Regions from separate parts of the Homo sapiens genome. Here all the other regions are linked to region 2. A link is a loop called in an ENCODE intact Hi-C map of the cell type or tissue named here. Cell type or tissue: heart left ventricle. All regions are shown on one strand. Region 1 overlaps PDZD2 (PDZ domain containing 2). Region 2 holds the start of PDZD2 (PDZ domain containing 2). Region 3 overlaps PDZD2 (PDZ domain containing 2). Region 4 overlaps PDZD2 (PDZ domain containing 2). Region 5 has its middle 49 kb from the start of C5orf22.

What was found. A loop is a pair of places that touch in the nucleus more often than their neighbours do. Peaks named below come from ENCODE experiments on the same cell type or tissue, not always from the same donor. Only the 100,000 strongest peaks of a DNase experiment are listed, where the experiment ranks them.
Region 1: a loop joins it to region 2, with 2.0 times the contacts of the local background. A loop is called at or near these places in 9 of 110 quality-filtered maps.
Region 3: a loop joins it to region 2, with 1.9 times the contacts of the local background. A loop is called at or near these places in 8 of 110 quality-filtered maps.
Region 4: a loop joins it to region 2, with 13 times the contacts of the local background. A loop is called at or near these places in 37 of 110 quality-filtered maps.
Region 5: it touches region 2 in a loop (7-fold over the local background); 11 of 110 quality-filtered maps call a loop at or near these places.

Annotation. Positions count from the first base shown.
Region 1 is chr5:31,735,303-31,740,302 of GRCh38, forward strand. All of the region lies in intron 1 of PDZD2 (PDZ domain containing 2), which reads left to right. Among named protein-coding and RNA genes, the nearest start is that of PDZD2, 99 kb to the left of the region's middle. In heart left ventricle, no CTCF peak of the experiment used is centred here; no DNase peak of the experiment used is centred here; H3K27ac peaks cover 1,092 bases.
Region 2 is chr5:31,636,133-31,641,132 of GRCh38, forward strand. It overlaps PDZD2 (PDZ domain containing 2), which reads left to right and starts at 2,999. Exons shown (of 25, transcript NM_178140.4): 1 at 2,999-3,305. RefSeq lists a silencer at 2,953-3,302. In heart left ventricle, CTCF peaks have their summits at 2,748 and 2,947; DNase peaks (open chromatin) are centred at 2,389, 2,919, 3,639, 3,784 and 1 weaker place; H3K4me3 peaks cover 2,626 bases; H3K27ac peaks cover 4,367 bases.
Region 3 is chr5:31,722,265-31,727,264 of GRCh38, forward strand. All of the region lies in intron 1 of PDZD2 (PDZ domain containing 2), which reads left to right. Among named protein-coding and RNA genes, the nearest start is that of PDZD2, 86 kb to the left of the region's middle. In heart left ventricle, no CTCF peak of the experiment used is centred here; no DNase peak of the experiment used is centred here; H3K27ac peaks cover 219 bases.
Region 4 is chr5:31,806,752-31,811,751 of GRCh38, forward strand. All of the region lies in intron 2 of PDZD2 (PDZ domain containing 2), which reads left to right. Among named protein-coding and RNA genes, the nearest start is that of MIR4279, 130 kb to the right of the region's middle. In heart left ventricle, a CTCF peak has its summit at 2,502 (motif pointing left); a DNase peak (open chromatin) is centred at 2,490.
Region 5 is chr5:31,579,210-31,584,209 of GRCh38, forward strand. No RefSeq gene overlaps it. Among named protein-coding and RNA genes, the nearest start is that of C5orf22, 49 kb to the left of the region's middle. In heart left ventricle, a CTCF peak has its summit at 2,464 (motif pointing right); no DNase peak of the experiment used is centred here.

The DNA.
Region 1 (5,000 bases), 99 kb after region 2:
GGTGGGGGCACTTCGTGCTGTCACTGGGTCACTGCTGCCTCCTATTCTCCTGGTAGTTGGATCTCGATGCTTTTTTAAAATCTGTAAGATAAAAGTGTAAGAGATGAGAGTATGTAGCTTGATGGGAGCTTACCATCTGGTAAAGCTAACCAAGAAGAGCCCAATAATGACCTTCCATGACCCATTTGTAAACTCTGTATTTTAAAATATTCCAGGCTGGGTGCAGTGGCTCATGCCTGTAATCCCAGCACTTTGGGAGGCCAAGGTGGGGTGGATCACCTGAGGTCAGGAGTTCGAGACCAGCTTGGCAAACATGGCGAAACCCCATCTCTACTAAAAATACAAAAATTAGCCTGATATGCACCCGGGCTCAGTGGCTCACCCCTGTAATCCCAGCACATTGGGAGGCCAAGGCGGGCAGATCACGAGGTCAAGAGATCGAGATCATCCTGGCCAACATGGTGAAACCCCGTCTCTACTAAAAATACAAAAATTAGCTGGGCACGGTAGCATGCGCCTGTAGTCCCAGCTACTCGGGAGGCTGAGGCAAGAGAATTGCTTGAACCCGGAAGGCAGAGGTTGCAGTGAGCCAATATCGCACCACTGCACTCCAGCCTGCGGGATAGAGTGAGAATCTGTCTTAAAAAACAAAACAAAACAAAAAAAACTCCAAATTATATAGAGCACAAAGGAATTCTAAGGTGACAGTTTTCAGAATACAGCTGTTAAGGTGGTCCTATCTGGGGGCAGAGGGATGCAGTAAATAAAAATCATCTAAAACGGAGGTAATGCTAACAGTATCTTGTGTTTTGCTATGCAGTTTTCAGCTATTCACTGGGTGGAAAATATTCTTCAATAAAATATTTGATGACTTGAGGCAACTTTGTCAGTAAACATAAAAAAGAATATCATTAAAATAATCAATAGGCTTCCTTATTTTTGGCTTATCTTCCTGTCACTGCTCGCGTTCTGCCTGGAAGTCTGCACAGGGCTCGTGGGTGCTACGGCAGTGTATGAGGATCTGTTACAGGCTCGGCTGTGAAAGCCACTCAATAAGGACCTGTTGGCTTGACCTAGTTTGATGCAGGTTTTCTGCACTGAATCCACAAGTCTACCAACAGCCCATAATCTTGTTTCAATTTATCATTCTACCTTCTTGACCCATTTGCCCACGCTAATGTGAACAAAGAAAACATTTCACTAAATCTACAGGAATAAATATTTTAGATCTTAAAACTGTTTATGCAGATGGAACTACATATTCTTATAATACTGAAAAGTTTAGAGATGAGCACTGGTTAATTGCCTTATTTTATTGGCGAGGGGAAGTGGCTTGCCAAATCAGTGGCAGAATAAGGTTAGACCTCAGATCTATGGTGCTGCCTAACCTGAAGGTATGGCCACTGATAGTGTGGATATTTGTCCCAGCCCAAATCCCCAATGTTGGAGGTGGGGCCTGCTGGGAGGTGTTTGGATCATGGGGGCAGATCTATCATGAATGACTTGGGCCATCTCCTTGGTGATAAGTGAGCTCTCACTCGGAGTTCACACAGGATCTGAGATCTGGTGGTTTAAATGTGTGTGGCACCTCCCCCCAATTCTCTTTCCCTTACTCCCATTTTCACCATGGGACGTGCTTGCTCCCACTTCGCCTTCCACCATGAGGCCTCCCCAGAAGCAGATGCCAGCACTATGCTTCCTATACAGCCTGCAGAATCATGAGCCAATTAAACCTCTTTTCTTTATAAGTTACCCAGACTCAAGTATTTCTTTATAGCAATGCAAGAATGACCTAATATGCCCACTTACACCTTAGCACTGGGGTGGATGCAGCCATTTTATGGAATGTCAGAGCAGTCTACTTCTTTTTTTTTTTTTTTTTTTTTTTTTGAGATGGAGTCTCGCTGTCTCCCAGGCTGGAGTGCAGTGGCGCCATCTCGGCTCACTGCAAGCTCCGCCTCTCAGGTTCACGCCATTCTCCTGCCTCAGCCTCCTGAGTAGCTGGGACTACAGGCGCCCACCACCACGCCCAGCTAATTTGTTGTATTTTTAGTAGAGATGGGGTTTCACCGTGTTAGCCAGGATGGTCTTGATCTCCTGACCTCGTGATCCGCCCGCCTTGGCCTCCCAAAGTGCTGGGATTACAGGCGTGAGCTACCGCGCCCGGCCAGAGCAGTCTACTTCTTATAGGGAAAGGATCTGAGGCCAGTCCTGCTACTGTACAGCGTTCACACTAATGTACATATCCTCAAGAGATGCTAAATGGGGACCAGAATGGCCATAGGTCATTCAATAACTTCACTTTTAGCTGTTGTTACAAATTCCTCCTCCTGTATGTGGCTTATCGGAGTGGCTAAAATAATGCAGATGTCCTCTTGAGGTTTCATCTCCTTTCTTCTCCTTCCTCTGGTGGGGAGGCTGGAGAGCAGTAGTATCCAGAAGGAAAATGTGCCAATAATTTCTAGCTGGATAAATCTGCTTTAAAACTGTATCATGACTACTTAGAATGAAATAAGCACTTGTTCCGGGCTCTTTATAGAGCAGGTGTCCTGCACAGTGCTTATGTGGATTATTTCATTAATTCTCATAAGAACCGTATGAAACAGACATTGCTACTAGCCCTACTTTTCTGATGAGGAAACTGAGGCTCAGAGATGTGAAGTAACCTGCTCAGGGCCACCCAGGTCTGCCTAAGTGCAAGCTTCAATCACCATGGAAGACAACAGACCTGAAGGGTAGCAGTGAAAATTACATTTTTGGAATGTTCGAGAGATCACAAGATATGAAATCTACAATGTATTCAGATCATGGGAATTTTTCCCAGAATCGTTTCGTTCCAGAGAGCTGAGAAAATGATAGCGCACCTCACCACACATGGAGTCCTCAGCTTTAACCTCAGACTTTCTCACAACTGCCCAGTCTGATAACGGAAATTCTTCACCTGCAGTGAGTGGAAATCTTGATGATCCTTGGAGGGGCTTCTGGGTGGCCAGCCGTGTATTGTTGCTTGGTTGTGCTTTTAGGGTTGTCTGGCTTGTGTGGGTGCTGGGTTTGTCGGTGCAGAGAGCACAGCTGGTTCCAGGCTGGCTTCAGAAGGCTGCAGGCAGATTCCTGGGGAGAGGGTGACACTATAGCGCCAGTTCTTCTTACAGCCTTGTTCTGCACTTTCTAAAAATATTCCTGACAAACAGCTAATGGGCATTTTGGCCATTCTATTGCCAAACTATTGCTGCCATTTCAAATGGAATGCTTCTCCTTCAAGCCTGTTCATCTTGACTTATATGATGGGGATAGATTCATCCGTTTCATGGGACTTCACAACAGCCCACTCACCAGAGGCTCTTTGAAAACAATCAAGTGCATTTTTGCCTCTTTTAGAAAATGTTGCATGTTTATTTCTAGTCAAAAATAAATGAAATGAAATGAAATGAAATAAAAGCTTCATTGGGAAGAACACAGCTGCAGTTATTGCCTAAGTATCGTTTAGCGATACACAAGGAGAGGGAGCCCCATCTCTTTAGAAAAGTGGTTGTTTCTGAAGTTAAGGAAGACTAAGGGGCAAATACAGGATTTTTAAATATATATAGATTTTTTTTTTTTTCAGACACAGTCTTGCTCTGTCGCTCAGGCTGGAGTGCAGTGGCACCATCTCCGCTCACTGCAACCTCCGCTTCCTGGGTTGAAGCAATTCTCCTGCCTCAGCCTCCTGAGTAGCTGGGACTACAGGTGTGTGCCACCATACCTGACTAATTTTTGTATTTTTAGTAGTGATGGGGTTTCACCATGTTGGCCAGGCTGGTCTTGAACTCCTGACCTCAAGTGATCCACCCACCTTGGCCTCCCAATGTGCTGGGATTACAGGCGTGAGCCACCACACCGGGCCAAATATGCACAATTTTAATGTAAGTGGCTACTGCCTTTTTTGGAAGGCATGTGTGCAATATGTGCAAAGAGTCTCAAAATGCATGCCCTGTCAACACATGATTCGTTGTCTTTAAATACATCCTGCAGAACTAATAGGAAATAAAGACAATTTTTTATTCATCAGAGCATCATTTATGGTAGCAAAAAAAAATGGGCCATAACCTAAATTCTCAACAATAGAATTAGCAGAATAAATTATGTTGATCCATTTGTTGTAGTATTATATAGTTATTAAAATGTCAGTCTTTGAAGAATGATAATTATATGATAAAATGTTTAAGATAAAAGAAGGGAAGATATGAGGAGACTTCAAAAAGTTAGCAGAAAATGGGATTAAAAGATAAAAATAAAAAAAAGATAAACTTTATTTCCCAACAGGAACTCCATCAAATTCAAGACACTATTGTAAGCCATGATACCAGCCATTTAATTCCTCCCTAAAGAGCTGAAGGTCTTGGATATTTAACCATGTCACAGCTTTTCAGTGTATTATCAAATGAAGAAACATGGATGCCCTCTAAAGGTATTTTTAAGATTAGGAAACAAGAAGTCAGAAGGAGCCAAATCAGAACTGTAGGGTGGATGCCTAATGATTTTCCATTGAAACTCTCACAAAATTGCCCTTCTTTGATGAGAGGAAAGAAGAGGAGCATTATTGTGGTGATGAAGGACTCTGGTGAAGCTTTCCTGGGTGGTTTTGTGCTAAAGCTTTGGCCAACTTTCTCAAAATACTCTCATAGTAAGCAGATGTTATTGTTCTTTGGCCTTTCAGAAAGTTAACAAACAAATGCCTGGAACATCCCAAAAATCTGTTCCCATCTTTTCTCTTGACCCATCTGCTTTTGCTTTGGCTGGACCACTTCCACCTCTCGGTAGCCATTGCTTTGATTGTGCTTTGTCTTCAGGATTGTACTGGTAAAGCCATGTTTCTTCTCCTGTTGCGATTCTTCAAAGAAATGCTTCAGGATCTTGATCCTACATGTGTAAAATTTCCATTGAAAATTCTGCTGTTGGCTGGGTGCGGTGGCTCAAGCCTGTAATCCCAGCACTTTGGGAGGCCGAGGCGGGCAGATCAC
Region 2 (5,000 bases):
TGCTGGGATTACAGGCATGAGCCAGGGCACTTGGCCTCATTTGTTCTTTTTAAGCCCCTTTCTTGGCCAGGAGATGGCTCGTTCTAGCGTGAGGTCATGAATGGAAGAGTTAGTGGCCAGGAATTTGTGGAAGAAAGAAAAAAGGGTAATTCGCTAGGTAAACAGGAAGCTAGAATCTGTTTTGGAGATAAAATGAACCCACAGAGGCTGGGAGGAGAAAGGGAATTGAGCCAGTTGTTGACTAAGGCTACTTCTCCTCCCTTGAAATTTACTTGGAAGAGCAGCTGAGGCGGAAAGATGGAAAGCAGTCTTTTCAAGAGTTGGTAAGCAAACCTCCAGTTTTAGTTTCAGCTGCCTGGTCTGTAGATTTTTCTTCATAGAGGGAGAAAGCTCAGAAGTAAACCACATGGCACTGCAATCCATGAGAATCTACTTGGACTCACCTAAACCACGCTACATTCTGTCACTGATATAGCTTGGGATCACACATTTTTTCTTTGTTTATCATTTTAATCTTCCTTTGCTCTGAAGTCTTAGATATTCTATATACAGCCTCCTCCTCCTCCACATCACATATATTATGAGCACTAAATTAAAATGGCAACTTTGATAGAAATACTAATCTGTGACTAAATGTTTAACAAGGGGGCAAAAAGGATTTACATTTTGATCTTCAAACATTGGAAAATAAATGCCCTCAGTTGTCAGCTTTCCAAATTGACAAGACTGCAAGGGCAAAACAAAATTTCCATGCATTTGATTGACCTCTGTGAATTGAGCTATTATTAGCAGATAAGAACTTGCCAAAAATATCTGGAAAATATCAGCTGAAAAGTGATTGAAACGAAGTATTTAAAGCAGGTCAGCAGGGCCATGTCTGAAGGAGACAGATTATAAAATACATCTGTATATATTGTATTTATACATAATATATGCCACATATAACATACATGTATATACCTAACAATTCATTTTAATTCAGCAAATATTTATTGAGTGGCTATTGGGTCGGACACCATGCCACCCTAGGCTTTGGGAACACAAACAATAAGCTTTAAGTTCTCTTACCTCCAAGAACTCACAAGCTAGAAATATGTGAGACAAAACGCCATAATTCCTACAACATAATACACCTGACAAGGGTTAGATGAGCAATTTGCATAAAGTGCTACCATTGCAGCAATTAACAAGGCAGAGGAAACGTGATGTTTGTTCTGATGATCAGAGAAGCCTTTCCAGTAGAGATGACATTTACCTCCTTGGGATTTCAGCAGACACAGGAGAGTGAGAATGTCACTCTGGCAGAGGAAACAGAATTTACAGATTAGGAGTACATGGCTGGAATGAAAGAGTTGGGGATGGAGTGGATAAGAAATAGCAGTGACTACAGTTTGAGTGATACATTTATTTGCATATTCATTGATTCAGCAAACTTTTCATTGGTGCTGAGGGAGGTAGGCCCAAGGTATGTGCTGGGTACAGAGGCTGAGAAAACACGGGACAGAGTGGTGGAAGATGGGCCTGGGATTGTGGAAAAAACAGAAAGCACCAGCCCTGTTTGATCCTTCTAGAAGGATTTTTTTGTAGTGTCCCAATGATACCTTTCATTGATAATGGTTACCATTTCATTGAGCACCTCCTAAGTGCTGTGCTGAATAGCTGTGTTACTGCTAGTTCCAGCAATCCTGCATGGTAGGTGTTTTCTCTATTTACACATAGGAAGAGAAGCTCTGAGTGCCTGAGTGCCCAGCTTGTCATATACGATGCTTGGATTTGTGCAAGCATTGATCTCAATGGCCTGGTAATTATAAAAGCTGAAGAACAGCTGAAATCAAGAACTTCTCCACCCCAGCCCCTGAGGACAATACCACCTCCAAATGCCTTGGGCCCACTCTGGTCTCTGGTGTGGTGGGACAGCGCTGTCCGGTCTGCGCAGGTGATTTATGTCTGCCTGCTTTTCGGAGAGGCCAGAGTTTATTGCCTTGCTGGGCAGAACTGCAGCTGGGGCCTGCCCTGTCCCATCCCCATCCCCCCGAAAGCAAAGATTTCCAATTACTGTTCTGTAGAAAATGTCAAAAGCATTATTCAACTATTCATTATCCCAGGTTTTGCAATTTTTCATATGTTTTTACTCTTATCTGCCAGCACTTGAAAAAGACCAGCTTTTTCCTCTTAAGAGAGCTTAATTTGCAGAGCTGTGCAGTCTTCCTATTATGTTCTTATCATCCTCTCCCTTTGGTAGGCAGAATGACAAGGATGACAAAAAAAGAACCAAAAATATTTGAAGGCCTTCCTGAAAATCCACCGGAATGAAGGATCCCAAAAGCCTGAGGCTCGGTTCCTCGAGTGACCTGGACGGGAGCCAAGGGCGGCTGGCATTAGCTCTCACAGTCCACTCGGCAGGAGCTCGTGGCTAGTGCTCATGGGACCAAAACCACCACCCCAGGGCCATGGGATTCCCCCCCAGGGGCTTAACTGGGGGATTAAGCAGCTCTGAGGTGCCAAGAGGTCCCCTCTCCCCGAAATCCTCGTACCAGTGCTAAATTACCTTTGGTATCCCAAGGACCAGAGGCTAAGGGTAGCTTGGGGTGAGTGGTTAGCTCTTCCCCCATCTCCTGTGGCCCCTCCGCCCCATTCTTTGATAAGGTAACTGACATTTTTCTCTTTGCTGTGTAAAGTGCTATGCAGAGGCAACTTCACGTCCCCTAGCTCGCTCTGTTCCACCTAGATGGCGCCCTAAGCCCCGCCTGTATGGAGATTCGGAGCAGCCATCTCCCTGGATGCCTTCCTCCCACGATCCCCAGGTTTCTGAAGCGGGCGCACCAGGACTCCTGGCTCACCCAGAGAGACGCCTTGCCCGCGGCGGGGCTCGCTCGGGGAAATCCCCGCCCACCTTGTTATTCCTGCAGGGGAATCCCCGCCCCCCGTCCCTGTCACTCGGGGAAGGGAGTTCCCGCCCCTCGAATCAACCAGGGGGAGGGAATCCCCGCCCATCCTGGAGGCTCGGCGGATCCCCTGCGCAGCGAGGCGAGGAGCGGACCCCAGCGCCGGTGCGTGCCGGCCCCGGGCAGCGGGACGCGGCGGGGCGGCGGCTGCAGGCAGCCGAGGAGCCGCAGGCCGAACCCAAGGCACCGGGATTGCGCCTCCCGCGGCTGCCGGCGAACCGCGGCTCTGCAGCTCGGGGCAGGCGCGGCGGCGGCACCGGTGGTGGCCGCGGTGGCGGCAGCTGCGCGGGGACCCGCCGGGCGGCGCCTGGGTCTGGACGCGCGAGGAAGCCGCGGGAGCCTCGGCCAAGCCGCGAGCAGGTGAAGCGACCGTCCCGCTGCAGCCGGGACGCGCGGCTCCGGGTGGGCAGGGGATGGGGGAGGCCCGGCACCCCCGAGACCGTGTGTGCCCAGGAAAGTTTAGCTACAAATCCGGGTGCGGGAATCCCAGCCCTGGCAGGGCGGGGAGTGAGGACGCCGAACCGGGGTCCCACGTTGGGCGGCGCAAACTCCTCTAGCATCCGGCCGGGGACGGGGAGGGCGCAGCCCAGGGGAGGGGGCTAGACAGAGCGGGACCGAGACAGCGGGACAACCGGAGACGCACTGCCGGGGGTACTCAAGACAGGGCCGGGACCTCCTGCTCGGGCGCGCATCCCGGGTCCCCATCCCTGGGCCGTCTTCTGGTCCCTTCCTCCGACAGGAGTGGAGGTACTCAGGTACTCCGGCCTCAGGTAATGTCTTGGGGACCATCCTCCCTCGGGCTTGTTTCATCTCTCAACCCCCGCCTCTTTGCCCAGATGAGACGTTAGACGCGGGGCGAGGGAATGCAGGGGGCGCGCAAAGATCAAGGGCATCTTAGGGCCGGTTATTGGCGTCTGCCGGGGAGATGGGGAACATAGTGATAGGGAAATCCTGCTCTCTCTCTGAAGTCGAGTTTCTCCTAAAATCTGGTTTCTCCCTCCCTCTGTTCCTCTCTCCCTCCCTCGGGTTTGCGTTTGTGTTTTAAGTCTTTGAGCTGCCTGTGGTCCCCGCTATTTGGAAAATCCATTAAAGCGCAAGGCTGAATTCAGCAGCAGGAGGGTCCAGGACCCCTGGCAGGAGTTTGCCAGAAGCTGTCCTCGGCAGCCCAAATCTATGCAGAGACCTTGATAAGGGACACTGGAGTGGGAAGAGGACAAGGTCTGGCATGGGCTGGTCGCAGAGACTGGAATGGCAGGCACGAGGGCATTCCAGAGCTCCAGACCTGCCCTGGGACTGGCCGTTGGGCAGTGTTGGGGGATGGAGCTGAGTCTGAGTCTGTCCCCTGCAGCTGGCCTAACCTCTTGCCTCCACCAAAGGTAGGGTAGGTGGATATGTTTGCCTTGACAAATCGCAATGAAACTACTGGAAGTGGTTGCTGAGTGGCTGCAGTAAGTGATGCCCTGATCTGTCCTTGCAGAGAGACCCCCTGGACCTTCAGGGCCTGTTCTCCAGTGGGGTCTCTGAACACTGGAGGGCTTTAGGGGCCTGGCATCTCTACTGGGCCAGCTTTTGTGGGTTGTGACTTCTGGGTGGTGGCCAGATAGGTACAGGTTGGCAGGTGTGAAGTGGGAGTGCTGCTTGTGGGGGCAGAAGAGAATGTCTCAGAACACACCCCTGGCTGTAGGTGGTGGTTCTGGCTTCATGAATTCCTTCTTCCATTAGGATGGGCCCAGAGCTTCTGCTCCTATAATAACCACCTAGTTGTGTGAGTGAGTGTGTGTGTTGCGGGGGTTAGGTGTAGGAGTAGGGGGGTGGCAGGTGCTAGGAGAGGAAAAATCAGAACCATGTAAAGTATATAAATGTACCTACCTTGACATAGTTAATATGCTCCTGGAAAAATATTGAATTATACTTTAAATCTATCGCTGAAATTGATTTTGCATGTACTTTATGGCAGTTTACTATTTAAGGAAACTTATGATAATTTCTCTGTTCATTTCAATCATTTTATTTTTGGAATACCTGTGGTTTGCTGTGCTGGAGGCTGAGGAGGCT
Region 3 (5,000 bases), 86 kb after region 2:
CTGCTCCTCCCTCTCACCTTGGCTGGCTGGCCACACTAACCTTCAAGCCATTCCTCAAGCACGCCCTTGGGTTCCTGGCTCAGGAGCTCTCCCACTGCCTGGACGGACAGCCTGCCCCCTCCCCTGGAACCCTCCCACCCTCTCCACTCTGTACAGCTGATTTCTTCTTATCTTTTATGTTTTTCCCCTTCATTTTGTTTTTATTACAGCATGTTTTCTTAATTTACAGCAAGCAGAAAATAAGCTGGGTCTTGTTTTGATCCAAACATTGATGTTTTAAAAGTTGTACACAAGATTTGTTAAAAAGAACATATAAAAATGCCTTTTTAGAAGCTTCTGCAAGAAAGAAAATACAAAGTTTAACCCCACAACTTTCCTCTTTGCTAGAACTGCAAACTACTGCTACAGTTTTTTGTGGGTTGTTTTTTTGTTGTTTTTTTTTTGAGACAGAATCTCATTCTGTTGCCCAGGCTGGAATGCTGTGGCGCAATCTCAGCTCACTGCAACCTCTGCCTCCCGGGCTCAAGCGATTCTCCTGCTCAGCTGCCCAAGTAGCTGGGATTACAGGTGCCCACCACCACACCTGGCTAATTCTTGTATTTTTAGTAGGGATGGGTTTCACCATGTTGTCCAGGCTGGTCGTGAACTCCTGACCTCAGGTGATCCACCCTCCTCAACCTCCCAAAGTGCTGGGATTACAGGCGTGAGACACCGTGCCTGGCCCACTGCCACAGTTTTAAATAGACTTTTTGTTGTTTAAACTATACATCCAGGAAAATCTAAAGAAACGTGCATATAAATGATTGCATAGCAGAACATGAACATTAACTGAAAACAGTAAAGAAATGAAAGTTAGAAATACTCTCAAATATACAAAGATTCTAGAGTCAATCCTTTAAACACATTCCGCAAACAGTATTTAAAAACCATTGTTTTGTTCTTTACAGGCGAAGCCTAGATTACTAACACCAAAACTGAAAAAAATAATCCTTTAAAAAGAATCATTTCTCCATGATAATTCTTACTTATTTCTGTAAGCAAGCAATCTGAGATTTTTTAAGATGCTAGTTTTTTGTTTTGTTTTTTTTTTCTGGAATGAGATTGGACATGTCAAGTCACTTTTGTCCCCAAAACAATCTTTCAGAGAAATACTAGAAATTATCAATGGTTAAAGGTATTACTTGTTTATTTTTAGTCAGGTATTACACTGATAACCAAAAACTCAAAAGATGTGACTCTTGCTTAAAACTGACTGATCCTTTTTCCAAAATTATTTTAAATTTCATAGCACCACAGAATCACCTAGAGTGAGAGTGTTGTCTTTCAACTTGCCTCTTATTTTATTATTATTATTATTTTTATTATTTTTTGAGACGAAGTCTCGCTCTTGTCACCCAGGCTGGAGTGCAATGGCGCGATCTTGGCTCAGTGCAACCTCCGCCTCCCCAGTTCAAGTGATTCTCCTGCCTCAGCCTCCCGAGCAGCTGGGATTACAGGCGCCCACCACCACGCCTGGCTAATTTTTGTATTTTTAGTAGAGACGGGGTTTCACCATGTTGGCCAGGCTGGTCTCGAACTCCTGATCTCAGGCGATCCGCCCACCTCGACCTCCCAAAGTGCTGGGATTACAGGTGTTAGCCACCGTGCCCAGCCCTCAACTTGCCTCTTTTTGAATAAACTGAGGTGTGAAAGGCAAGCCTCTCTCATGAAGAGGCAGGAAATTTTGATATAAATGCACAGGCCAAGTGCTGTAAACATCAAAATTTCAATTCTTTTACACAGTGCACACACACACACAGAACCTACTTTGAAACAATTTACTTGCTTCTAACAGCTGTAAAAAAACTAAGCAATATTATGGTCAACAATACTCCTTAAACTTTAGCGTAACTTCATAGGAACATTATTTTCCCCTTACAATCCTTTTGGCCATCATCAACCTGCTCAAATTTTAAGGTGAGCTTTTGTGATGTTTTCTATGTTCCAAATCTTCATGGGAACCAGAAAAAAGTCATGAAGTCTCCATGTTTCAGTCAAAGACTCCATCTCCCTAAAAGGCCGGGCGCAGTGGCTCACGCCTGTAATCCCAGCACTTTGGGAGGCCGAGATGGGCGGATCACCTGAGGTTGGGAATTCGAGACCAGCTGACCAACATGGAGAAACCCCGTCTCTACTAAAAATACAAAAATTGGCTGGCCATGGTGGCGCATACCTGTAATCCCAGCTACTCTGAAGACTGAGGCAGGAGAATCGCTTGAACCCGGGAGGTGGAGTTTGCAGTGAGCCGAGATCGTGCCATTGCACTCCAGCCTGGGCAACAAGAGTGAAATTCCGTCTCAAAAAAAAAAAAAAAAAAAAAAAACTCCCTGAAAATACTGTGTAACCCAGTTGGCATCATTCCCCAAGACAGTGGGGTTAACAAAAAAACAAATCCACGCTGCATCATAAATAATGATCATGGGCCTAGACATCTTGACAAGACATAAAGGTCCACCCTGAACCTAAATGCATCTGGCCAGTCAGTGTTGTACTGTGGCTACCACCTCACTTTTGTATCATTCTGTCTTATTAGCAAGCTACATTTCTAGGTTAGCGGTTCTACCAAATATGAATATGAAAGTTTATTTTTAATAAGACAGTGTTGCAAATTATGGTCAACTAACATCTTTTCACCAAATACTTCAAGCATAAAACATGAGAATTTTTATAGAAATATACAGAGACACCACAAATTGGTAGCTGTCCATGACATTAAACAAACTGGACTCCTAAGAGTGGCTTCTCAGCCAGGCACGGTGGCTCACATCTGTAATCCCAGCATTCTGGGGGGCTAAGGCGGATGGATCACCTGTGGTCAAGAGTTCGAGACCAGCCTGACCAACATGGAGAAACCCCATCTCTACTAAAAATACAACAAAAAAAAATTAGCCAGGCGTGGTGGCACACGCCTGTAATCCCAGCTACTTGGGAGGCTGAGGCAGGAGAATCACTTGAACCCGAGAGGCGGAGGTTGTGGTGAGCCAAGATCATGCCATTGCACTCCAGCCTGGGGGACGAGAGCAAAACTCCATCTCAAAAAAAAAAAAAAAAAAAAGAGTGGCTTCTCAACAGCATATTGTTTTAATTATAACCATTGCCTGATACAGGGAAAACTAACAAGTGTTTTTTAAGCATCATTGCAACATTGTATTCCTGATAATTTAAGTAAATAAAACTATGAGTAAATGAATGATCCATGTCTAAAAATGATCATGGTTTATACTACCAGGGGCCACTGGACTTAGGACTAGTCCAAGACCTTGATCTAGATTTTGACCTAGACCTAGACTATGATCTTGACTGAGATTTGGATCTAGGTGGTCCTTTTTTCCTTGATTCCTTTTCATATCTTGAGCCAGACTTGTAATGTGCTTTGGAATCTGTTTTTAGAGATGCCTCTAGTTTTGGTATGAGATGCAGGCCTGCAACGTGATTTAGCCTTCATTTCTTTCTTGGGCTGGGACTTGGACCGTGATCTTGATTTGGATTTAGATCTTGAAAAAGATCCACTTTGGTGTTTGAATCTCTCATTGCCGGAATGGCTTCTGCTACGCCGTGGTCTTCCAGTTGGTCTTTTTCTAGGACTATACAATCTCTTCTCACAGGGCCGTTCCTCCAGCTGCCTGGGTCTCCACTCTCTGCCGCATGCGTAACAGATGATGAAATAGGCAGTCTTGGATACTCCTGGGTCTTCCCTGCAGATGCATAATGGAGTAGAAAGCGTGCTGAACCGAGAAGGCAGGAGCACAGCTCTGGAGCCCTACTGCCTCCCCTTGGCTGTGTAACTTGGGGAAACTCACTCCGTCCTGAGCCTGCCTTTCCTTATCTGTAGATTGTGAGGAGAAGTGCCTGCTCTGAGTTAACTTCCAGGGCCAGGGAGTGATGCTTGCACATGCCGTTGCCACCTTTTTATGCGTACAGTAGTAGTATATTACCCAGCATGGGCCGGGCGCGGTGGCTCACGCCTATAATCCCACCGCTTTGGGAGGCCAAGGCAGGCAGATCACCTGAGGTCAGGAGTTCAAGACCAGCCTGGCCATCATGGTGAAACCCTGTCTCTCCTAAAAATACAAAAATTAGCTGGGTGTGGTGATGCATGCTTGTAATCCCAGCTACTCAGGAGGCTGAGGCAGGAGAATCACTTGAACCCAAGAGGTGGACGTTGCAGTAAGCCAAGATTGTGCCATTGCACTTCAGCCTGGGAGACAAGAGCGAAACTCCATCTCCAAAAAAAAGTATATTACCCAGCACGCGTAGGTTTCATTTGGGAAGAGGAGGATCAACTTGAAGATGAGAAACCCAGATCAAAGTTGCCTGGACAAAGTTTTTGTACCCCTCAGCAGATCTGGGAGGATTGCAGGAGGACAGAGGGTGGGCAGGGCCGGCCTGGGCTTAGACCTGGGGAAGACCATCCTATTTGAGGCTTTGACCTGTACACTCCACTGTGTTCTAGAGCACAAGTTTGGCCCAGAAAGCTATCTACCATTCAGATAGTAAGGAGCTGTAATAGGCCGTTGTCCCATTGCTATAAAGAAATACCTAAGACCGGGTAAATTATAAAGAAAAGAGGTTTAATTGCCTTGTAGTTCTGCAGGCTTTACAGGAAGCATGGTGCCAACATCTGCTCAGCTTCTGGGGGGCCTCAGGGAGGCCTTTACTCATGGCAGAAGGTGAAGCGGAAGCAGGCACTTCACATGGCAGGAGCATGCGAGAGAGAGAAAGGGTGGGGGTGCCACACAATTTTAAACGACCAGATCTTGCAAGAAGAGCTCACTCACTATCACGAAGACAGCACCAAGCCATGAGCGATCCACCCCCACCGTCCAAACACCTCCCACCAGGCCCCACCTCCAGCGCTGGGGATTACATTTTAATATGAGATTTCAGCAGGAACAAATATCCAAGCTATCTGAAGAGCCAAGTGAGAAATTCCTTGCCAAGAATAGGCATGAGCTTGATGG
Region 4 (5,000 bases), 170 kb after region 2:
CTTTCTATAAGTAAACCAGATCTGTTCCCTAAGGACAGATTGTTCCAAATTGGTCGCAAAATATGGAATTAATTAAAACAAAACCCACACACCAAAACAGAAACAAATGTCTTTTCTGAAAAGTAAAAGTCTTTTCGCTTAAAACGCATTTTTGCAGAATGTAAACTTTGGGCGTCTTTGTTTTTTTTTTTTTTTTTTTTAAGACGGAGTTTCACTCTTGTTGCCCAGGCTGGAGTGCAACGGCGCGATCTCGACTCACTGCAACCTCCACCTCCCGGGTTTAAGTGATTCTGCTGCCTCAGCCTCTTGAGTAGCTGGGATTACAAGTGCCTGCCATTATGCCTGGCTAATTTTTTGTATTTTTAGTAGAGACGGGGTTTCACCATGTTGGCCAGACTGGTCTTGAACCTCTGACCTCAGGTGATCCACCCATCTCAGCCTCCCAAAGTGCTGGGATTACAGGCATGAGCCACTGCACCCGGCCATCTTTGTACAGTAATAAACGTGAGCAGAGCACAGTGCAAAGAATGCGGGCCTCGGAGAGAGGTGTGTCAGGCTTTTGGACCTACTTAGTGGGTGTGTGATGGGGGCAGGTGACCTCAGCCACAGGCTGTTGCTGCTACTTCCCTAAAGGGGTTGTTGAGTGGATGACAGATGATTTACCTAATGTACTGAATACAGCATCTGGCACATGGTAGCTGTTCAGCCAGAGGTAACTTGTAACACCCCACCCAGTCAGCCTCAGGCAACGTGGACCCAGAGCACAGCATGCATCTGAGAAAAGCCCTTTGAGTTTGAGGGAGAGAGAAGAGCCTCAAACTCTGCCTGTTCACTCCACAGGGAAGACAAAGAATAATCTTTGGTCCAGACACTGGGGTCCATTCCAATATTGAGCGAGTGGCGTGGCATGGGGACCCCCATTTGGAAGGGATGCTGGCGGATGCAAGAACCGGGTCCCGGAGCCTGCAGGGCCTGACAGCACCTTTGAGTTCCGGGAGTGTGAGAAGTCTGTGTGGTCCTAGAAGAGGGGCCAGGATGCTGGGCTGGCAGGAGGGGGCTGGGGGGCTCAGGGCGACAGGCCAATTGGTACGGAAGTATGACATGCTGTGAGGACCAGTGGAATGTCAGCCCTGGTCAGAAGTCACCTTCAGCACAGTACCCGCTGCCTTGAACTTGCATGTAAAATTAAATTTAGGGTTGTTGCAAGCTTAGGCTCTGGTTACCCATGGCAACCTTGAGTTCTGTCTGCATTATAGCAGATTTTAAACAGTGTCAAGAGGCTGCTAGAAGGTGTTACTTGGAAAAATGACTGCAGGTAGTGATGTAGGTAGGAGATGGTAGAGAGAAAGAATTGCCAATTGTAGCTTGATACTGTAGTCTCTGGGGCCATTTAGCATAAGGGTCCTGCCTACCTGAATATGCTCAAAGGTGCCTGACGCTCTGTGCAGGACTGGATATATAGTAAGAGGTCGTCATCACCATGACTTAGAGACATTAAGGAAAGGTGAAATTATACTCAGCTTGCTGTTTAAAAAGCCAGAGAAGCATGTAATACACTTTAGAAAGATTTCCCTTACCGGTTAAAACGAAAACAAGTTTCAGCATTTAAAATTCAATTATGTGGAAAACCTGCCATGTGGAACAGCCCATTCCCCAAGGATGAAGTGTAAGTGAAGCATTACGGACTGTTTGTTCGTGACCCGCTTCATTCCTTTCAGACTGCTGTCTCCACGTGCTGTTTCACTCCAGGACTTGGTTTCTGGAAGGTATCCCAGGGTTCATCCAAGTCCTGTTTTCTCACTCTACCAAGGTGGAAACTGAGGCTTCAGGAGGTGGTTTCCTGGGGTCAAGTATCATCTTAGAGAAGAGTGACGCCTAGAATTCATGCACTCTGACTCAAATTCTAGAATGTTTTCTTTAACATCATAAATAACAACTAATGAGGCTGGGCATAGTGGCTCATGCCTGTAATGCCAGCACTTGGGGAGGCTGAGGCGGGTGGATCACTTGAGGTCAGGAGTTTGAGACCAGCCTGGCCAACATAGTGAAACCCCATCTCTACTAGAAATACAAAAAATTAGCTGGGCATGGTGGCACACACACCTGTAGTTCCTGCTACTCAGGAGGCTGAGGCAGGAGAATCGCTTGAACTGGGAGGCGGAGGTTGCAGTGAGCCGAGATCACACCACTGCACTCCAGCCTGGGCAACAGAGCAAGACTCCATCTCAAAAAAAAAAAAATAATAAAAATAACTAATGAAATTAGGATGGTTTTTTAACAGTTTATTATTTACATAAAAACATAGAAAATCTATGTTTTTACCTGTTCTGAAAATGGATAGTTACATCTAGAACCTTCCATCTCAACAAGAGTGTAGCTTATAGCTGCCTCCTAAGAGTGTGGCGATGGCCATTGGAGAGGACAGTGGGAGCTTGCTTTCCTCACCTCTTGGGAGTGCCATCTGACAAGCTGTGAGGATCTGAGGGCCGTCGCCTGCCATCTTGTGGTTGAAATCCAGCACAGTGAGAGAAAGTGCTGGGAGCCCCAGTCCAGTTTATTATTCACAGGCTGTGTGTGTTTCACCGCCGTGCTGTTTGGCTGATGTTTTCAGCCTTCAGAGCTCTCTCTTGAATGGCAACATCTGAGCTATCCTCTCCTGTCTGTGACTGGTGTTTTTTCCTGTGGCCCTGGGAGGTGCCCCATTCGAGTCCCTTCACACACACAGCCTCGGCCCTCAGGAGTCGCACTAATGAATGAGGAGCTGATCTGAGAAATCCGCCTGTGCTCAGCTCTTCGTGATGGATGACAGAGGGGAGTTATTCGTCCCCAGTTTCTCTAACTCTGTTCTGGAATCAGAAGCCTTTTAAGGAAAGCGTGAGCAGCAAGACAATTTCCAACACTACAATGGCCAGTGGGGTGAGTTCTTTCAGAAAACTGGCAAACTTGGCCACACCCTCCGTCGCAGCCCACAGATCATTGTTGAAAGCCACATGCACAGCTGCTTTTCAGGGTCCACTTGTTTTTATGAGGGAAGAGATTCCATAAAAAGAGCGACTTTCCATCATTTAAAGAGGATTGAGGTTTCAGAGCCAGATCCAGAGATGCTCTTTAATTTTATCCCAGTGACCTGCTCCTCCTCTGGTACCCTGGTCACAACCTTTCTGAATGGGGGCAGCACAGCCCCTGGGTGATTAACTTGAGCCATGGAAGATGGAAAACCCAAATACCTACATAAGACACTCGCTTTTAAACTCTTAGCACTACTTTCGGGAATTGTAATGGTAATTGTAAACCATACAGAGAAGAAAGATAAAAGCATCTTAGTGTGGTTATAGTGTTACTGGTCCAACTTCATACCCGTCTATCTATAGGCACCCCTGGGCCATTTTCAGCAATCCTGACTTCTACTTTATCTTTTCTGTCCGGGTACTAAATACGTTATGAACATTTTTATTCTCTCGTTTTGAGCACCATATGCCCTCAAAATGACTTTTTCTTTTCTTCTCCAGAGATTTTTTTTTTTTTTTTTGAGACGGAGTCTTACTCTGTCGCCCAGGCTGGAGTGCAGTGGCGCGATCTCCGCTCACTGCAACCTCCGCCTCCCGGGTTCATGCAATTCTCCTGCCTCAGCCTCCCGAGTAGCTGGGACTACAGGTGCCCACCACCACGCCTCACTAAATTTTTGTATATTTTTTAGTAGAGACGGGGTTTCACTGTGTTACCCAGGATGGTCTGGATCTCCTGACCTTGTGATCCGCCCACCTTGGCCTCCCAAAGTGCTGGGATTACAGGCTTGAGCCACCACGACCAGCCGCCTCCAGAGATTTTTGAACTTCAGGCTTTGGCACCTGTTTTGGCCCTTGGCCCTTTCTTAGTTACTGTGGAAGCAGAGGCAGGTAACCAACTGCAATGAGTAGGTGAGCCGTTCCTATGAACTTCACTCCCATTCCACCTGGGTTTGCCAAGTACAGAAATGAACAGACTTGCACTTGCATCTTCTGGTGTTGGAGGGCACCAATATCAAAAGGTGACCTCTTGCTGGAGGACAACAATATCTGCTATTTAAGGACCCAAATATATAACTCTTGTACAATGTAAAATGAAACAAAGCTTGTAAACAGTTATATAGATTTCTTCATGGGATTCTTCTTTGAGATGTGATCTTTCTCCAAAGATTTTGAGGATGAGAGTTTGTTTAAAATGTTCTGAAGCTCTGATACTAGTGGCCTTTTCATTTTTTATTTTTTTGAGACAGAGTCTCGCTGTCGCCTAGGCTGGACAGAGCACAATGGCACGATCTTGGTTGGCTCAATGCAACCTCCGCCTCCCGGCTTCAAGCAATTCTTCTGCCTCCAGCTCTGAAGCAGCTGGGACTACAGGTGCACACCATGCCCGGCTAATTTTTTGTATTTTAAGTAAAGACAGGGCTTCACCATGTTGGCCAGGCTGGTCTCGAACTCTTGACCTCAAGTGATCCACCCACCTCGGCCTCCCAAAGTGCTGGTGTTACAGACCTGGCCTTACTAGTGGCTTTTTTGATAACTTGGAATAACAATGTTGAATTATATGGAGCAACAATGTTGAATTGTATGGATCTCTTATCTTTGAGTCACAGAAACTTGGATGCCAGGGCTGCAGTGATGGTGTAATAGCTGACTCATCCCTCAGGGCTCTTTGTTCACCAAAGGAAAGATGATTCTATCATTTGCAATGTCTCTTTGACTTAAATTTAGCCATGTCCTTTTGGGGAGGAAGGCTGGGCTAGTTCCATAGCTGAAGTGCATGTCTCCCCAGCCCTTAGGCTGGACTATAAGGTTGATCAGTTTAAATGGGGCTGGGATTTATTAAGAAATTTTGACCTTGGGATCACAAATGTATCTTCACAAATATTCCTGAAAGGAGGCCTGAACTATTATGGGGTCGAGGGGAGTGGATAGCCTTAAATTTTCAAGCTCTAGCCAGGCAGGGTGGCTCATGCCTGTAATCTCAGCACTTTTGGA
Region 5 (5,000 bases), 57 kb before region 2:
TTCTTTTTTTAATTTTCCAAAGGGCCAGGTAGGCATTACCTTTTTTTTTTTTTTTTTTTTTTTTTTTTTTTGAGACGGAGTTTCGTTATGTCGCCCAGGCTGGAGTGCAATGGCTCGATCTCGGCTCACTGCAAGCTCCGCCTCCCGGGTTCACGCCATTCTCCTGCCTCAACCTCCGGAGTAGCTGGGACTACAGGCGCCCACCACCACGCCTGGCTAATTTTTTTGTATTTTTTAGTAGAGATGGGGTTTCACCGTGTTAGCCAGGATGGTCTCGATCTCCTGAGCTTGTGATCCACCCGCTTCAGCCTCCCAAAAGTGCTGGGATTACAGGTGTAAGCCACCACGCCCAGCCGGCATTACCATTTTTAAAAGCATTAAAATTTACGAAATACTTAGGAAAAACTTTAACAAAAGACATGTAAAACCTCTACAATGAAAACTATATAACACATACTGCCAAGACTTAAGCTAGCAATTTAATGACTGCTATTTATTAAAATACTTTAATAATTTTAATTATTAAATATTTAATTAAATTATTTTAAATAATTATTGTTATACTTATTGTTAATTACTAAATTTATTAATTAAAATTATTAAATTTTAATTAATACATAACTTTAAGGAGGTTCTTGGAGGTAATGTTTTCATGAAGGCTTCCTCAAACTGGAGAAAAGCCTTACATAGGTCCTGGAAAGACTCTCTTTACTACTATCAGCACTATTAACAGTTGCTAAAGCATTTTTATAACAGAAATAATTGAATACTCAATTATTATTAATAGTTGAATATTCTAAAATGATTCAATTACTTTGAATAATTCAATTCTCTTTTTTCTCATTCTACCTAGATAATACTGATGTCCCCTTACCATAGCCCCTTATATATGACATTCCAGAAAAGGCAGGGCAGCACTATTGAAAATCCAAGCGCTTTTTCTGGCTGATTTTCCATTGAAGTTAGATGGGCATACACTGCCTACATTCACAGAAAAGAGAAGGACAGTGTTTATCATCCTCACTCTGAAGGCCACTTCAGGAGCAACCCATTCAAATCTCCTGGGTATGGAGGGTCACTCTTGCTCTTGCTGGCCAATGACCAATATATGCAGGGTGTTCACCTGCTACTGTGATGAAGAGGTACAGGTAAAAAACAGACCCCCGTTATCTTCCTCTTTTCTCCTTCTTTATCCCCTTCAGAGGTCCCTATTTTTCCATTTTTGTGAGCTTCATTCTAACTAGTTTGCAGATAAAACCATTTTGCCCAGTAAACAAACAAACAAACAAACAAAACCTTCTACTTGTATGTTTCGTGTACTATCAAGCAGTATTTGGGCTTACACCTGTCTTTGTCAACTTGAATTAATTTAAGATCAACATTTTTTAATATTTAGTTTGGGTTTTTCTAGCTAAGATTAGTAAAGAAAGCATAAATAAAAATTCACTGTGGGGATTTTTAAACCCTTGGTTAATTTTACAGGCATTGGCAGAAGCAATGTTTCTCTTCCTGTTCATCGATTCCAAGTTACAAATAGGGACAGAGAAACAGTTTAATGTCTTTCCCATTTAACTGAAACTTAAAAAGTAGCATATTTGCCTCCAGAAAAAACTAATGGACTCTATGATAGGCAAAAAATGTCTTTTCCCCAAAGAGGGCCTCATCCAAATCTCCAAAACCTGTGAATAGGTTATGTTATAGGGCAAGGGAGAATTAAGTTTGCAGATGCAACTAAGAAATCCACTGACGACCAGGTGCAGTGGCTTATGCCTATAATCCCAGCACTCTGGGAGGCCAAGGAGGGAGGATTGCTTGAGCTCAGGAGTTTGAGACCAACCTGGCAACACAGCAAGACCCCCATCTCTGTTAAAAGAAAAAAAATCCACTGACTTTGAGATGGGGAGAGTAGCCTGGATCATCCAGGTGGGCCCAGAGGTAGCGTCAGAGGGGGTGCATCATGGAAAAGACTCAGCAGTCATCACTGGCTCTGAAGACAGTAGGGGACTGCCCGCCAAAGAATTCAGGCAGCCTCTAGATGGTAGAAAGGGGAAAGACATGGATCCTCCTCTACGGCCTTTAGAAGGAACAGAGCCCTGCTGACACCTTGATTTTAGAGACCCATTATGAACATATGACCCTAGAATTGTAAAGTAATAAACTTGTATTGCATTAAACCACCAAGTTAGTGATAATTTTTTACAGCAGCAATAGGAAACTAATACAGAATCTTTGTTCCTTAACAGGTGCATGCCACCACACCTGGCTAATATATTTTAAGTTCTAATCTTTAATTGTGGGAATATCTTCTTTTAATTAGGGAATTTCAAGTTTAAAAGAGTAAAGCACTGTCCTGCTTTCTGTTTCTATGGATTTGCCTGTCTGGACATCCCATAAGTGGAATCATACCAGAAAAAAAAAAAGTATTCTTTTTTCTTTGCTAAATAACGTAATTAAATAGTTTGGACACCAGGTGGCCCTAGACTACCAGATTTATCAAAGGAGCGCTTTTCAGTTTTATGATCTTAACATATTACTATAAAGGCAATGATGCAATTTTCTTTTAATAAGAAGAATGTTAAAAAACATCCCATTACATATGCATCTAAGTTTTTTGACTATTGTTGGTCAGTCACTTAAATTAGTCTTGACAAATCTTTAAGTTGGTTTCTGACAATTGTTGTGTGTGTGTGTGTGTGTTTTTAATCTAGAAAGATGAACTAAAACTGAATAGGTGTCACTAGAATATGACACAAGGGTAAGAACTTTTTTGGTTCCCAGTGCCTTGAATGCTGACAGCATCCCATAGCCTGCACCCGATAAATAACAGTTGAATGAAAGAATAGCTCATGTCCAGTTTGCACATATAAATTTGTTTCTGAATAATCTGGAACTTGAAGAACATCCTTTTGTCCAAGAATTTTTAATTTAGCACTATTCATAGAGCACTCATTTCTTTAAATGTGCTTGCAATGCATTCTCTTTTATGCTAGAAATGAACAGCCATTCCTCATTACATGATTACGTGCAGTCCGCCCTGCCCCCGACCCAGGTGTTTCCAGTTCTAACCCAACACCCCTAGGCTTCCTACTCTCCTCCCAGTGTCTGTGAGTGATCTTGGGGGAGAGTGTGGTCAGGTCCACAGTGGACCAGAAGTCACCCACCTCCCTGGATGCAGGGGCTTGCACAGTACCTACCTGTGCCCTGGGGTACTTTGTGCCCCTCTGCATTAAGCCCTCTCCTGTTGCCTGTCACGCCCTCCAAGCCAAAGTGAAAAAGTGTCCGCTTCAGAGACTTCTTCCCAGTTGCAGGGATGGAAAAATAATTTTCTCTCTACCCTTAATAGGTCTTAATTGGGACTACCTCTAACAAAAGAGAGATTAACATGAGAAAAACAAACAGTTTATTACCGTATATGCCTCATGTATATTTGGGAGGAAACTCTGAGAAATGTGTCAATATTTAGAGTGGATCTCAAAAGAAGCATTTAAACTTCAAGCTTAAATATCATCATTCCGGGAAAAAAAGAAAGAAGGGTTTGGGGAAAGGTCTGGAAAACACCATAAAACGAAGGTAAGGTTTTTTGTGCAGATTTAAATGTAAGCCTTCTCCATTGGTTATGAGTCTCTACTGATTTACTCTTCCTTTTTCCCTGGTGCAGAGAGAGACACTGTTACAAATGGAGACTGCCTTTAAAGATGTAAATTTTTTTTTTAAAGGGTAACTTTTCAGAAATACTCCTGTGTCTGCACTTTCTCAAAATAACCAGCTCAAAATAAGCAACATGCCAAGGAGGCATATTTTGGGGTGGCATATTCTGGTCTCTTACAGTCATATTTGGTGTGGTACGTTCTGAGCCCCAACGCAATGTACTCTGTCTCCAGATATCTTGTAAATTCTGATTCCTTCATAGGAATCAGTTCTCGCTGTGTTCAAATTGTTTTATATTTAGTTGTGTACAGTGTGTACAGTGGCACCAGATTATAATTTCTGTAGATAAAGGGTAATACTTTATCCTTTTTTATATTCCCAGTACCAAGCCAATATTGGGAATAAATAGGAGGAAAAGAGAGGAGAGGAGAAAGGAAAAAGGAAAAAGGAAAGGAGGAAGGAAAGGAAAGGAAAGGAAAGGAAGGGAAAGGGAAAGGGGAGGGAGAGAAGGCTGTCGTATCATCAGACTCAGACTGCAGATGGGTAAAATAACTGCTGCTGATTTCTTAACATTTAAATATGGGTGTGTGGCCAGGTGTGATGGCTCACACCTGAAATCCCAGCACTTTGGGAGGCTGAGGCAGGCAGACCACCTGAAGTCAGGAGTTCAAGGCCAGCCTGGCCAATGTGGAGAAGCCCCGTCTCTACTAAAAATACAAAAATTAGCCAGGCACGGTGCCTGTAATCCCAGCTTCTCAGGAGGCTGAGGCACAAGAATTGCTTGAACCCAGGAGGTGGAGGTTGCAGTGAGCCAAGATCGCGCCACTGCACTCCAGCCTGGGCACCAGAGCGAGACTCCATCTCAAAGAAATAAAAAATATATATATGTGTATGTGCATATATGTTTAATCCAGGAAAAGCATAAACAGAATTACATTTATCATTTCGATATAATTTCCATTTGCAAACTCTTGGATGGTAAATATAATGAGACCTAAAATTAATGCTGCCTTTCCTCTTTAAAAAAGATAAGGAAGGAATTTGAATGCAAATTGTAATATTTTTCTTCAAAGGGGAATGATTTGCCACTCTTTAATTTGATAAAGTTCTTTATGCTTCAAATACATATCCAGGCTTTAAATATTAATAAACCTCAGAAAGCAGAAATAAAATCCTTAACCCTTCATGAATTAATTACCACAATTTAAAAACTCCAGTTTTACAAAGCATATCACAAAGTGCAAAATGGCTTTGCCAAATCATGTCTTCTTTGTGGTAATAACTCATATGATTAAATAAAATTTTACATGTGTTAAACTGAACATTAATGCTATAATTCAAAATTCTGATTT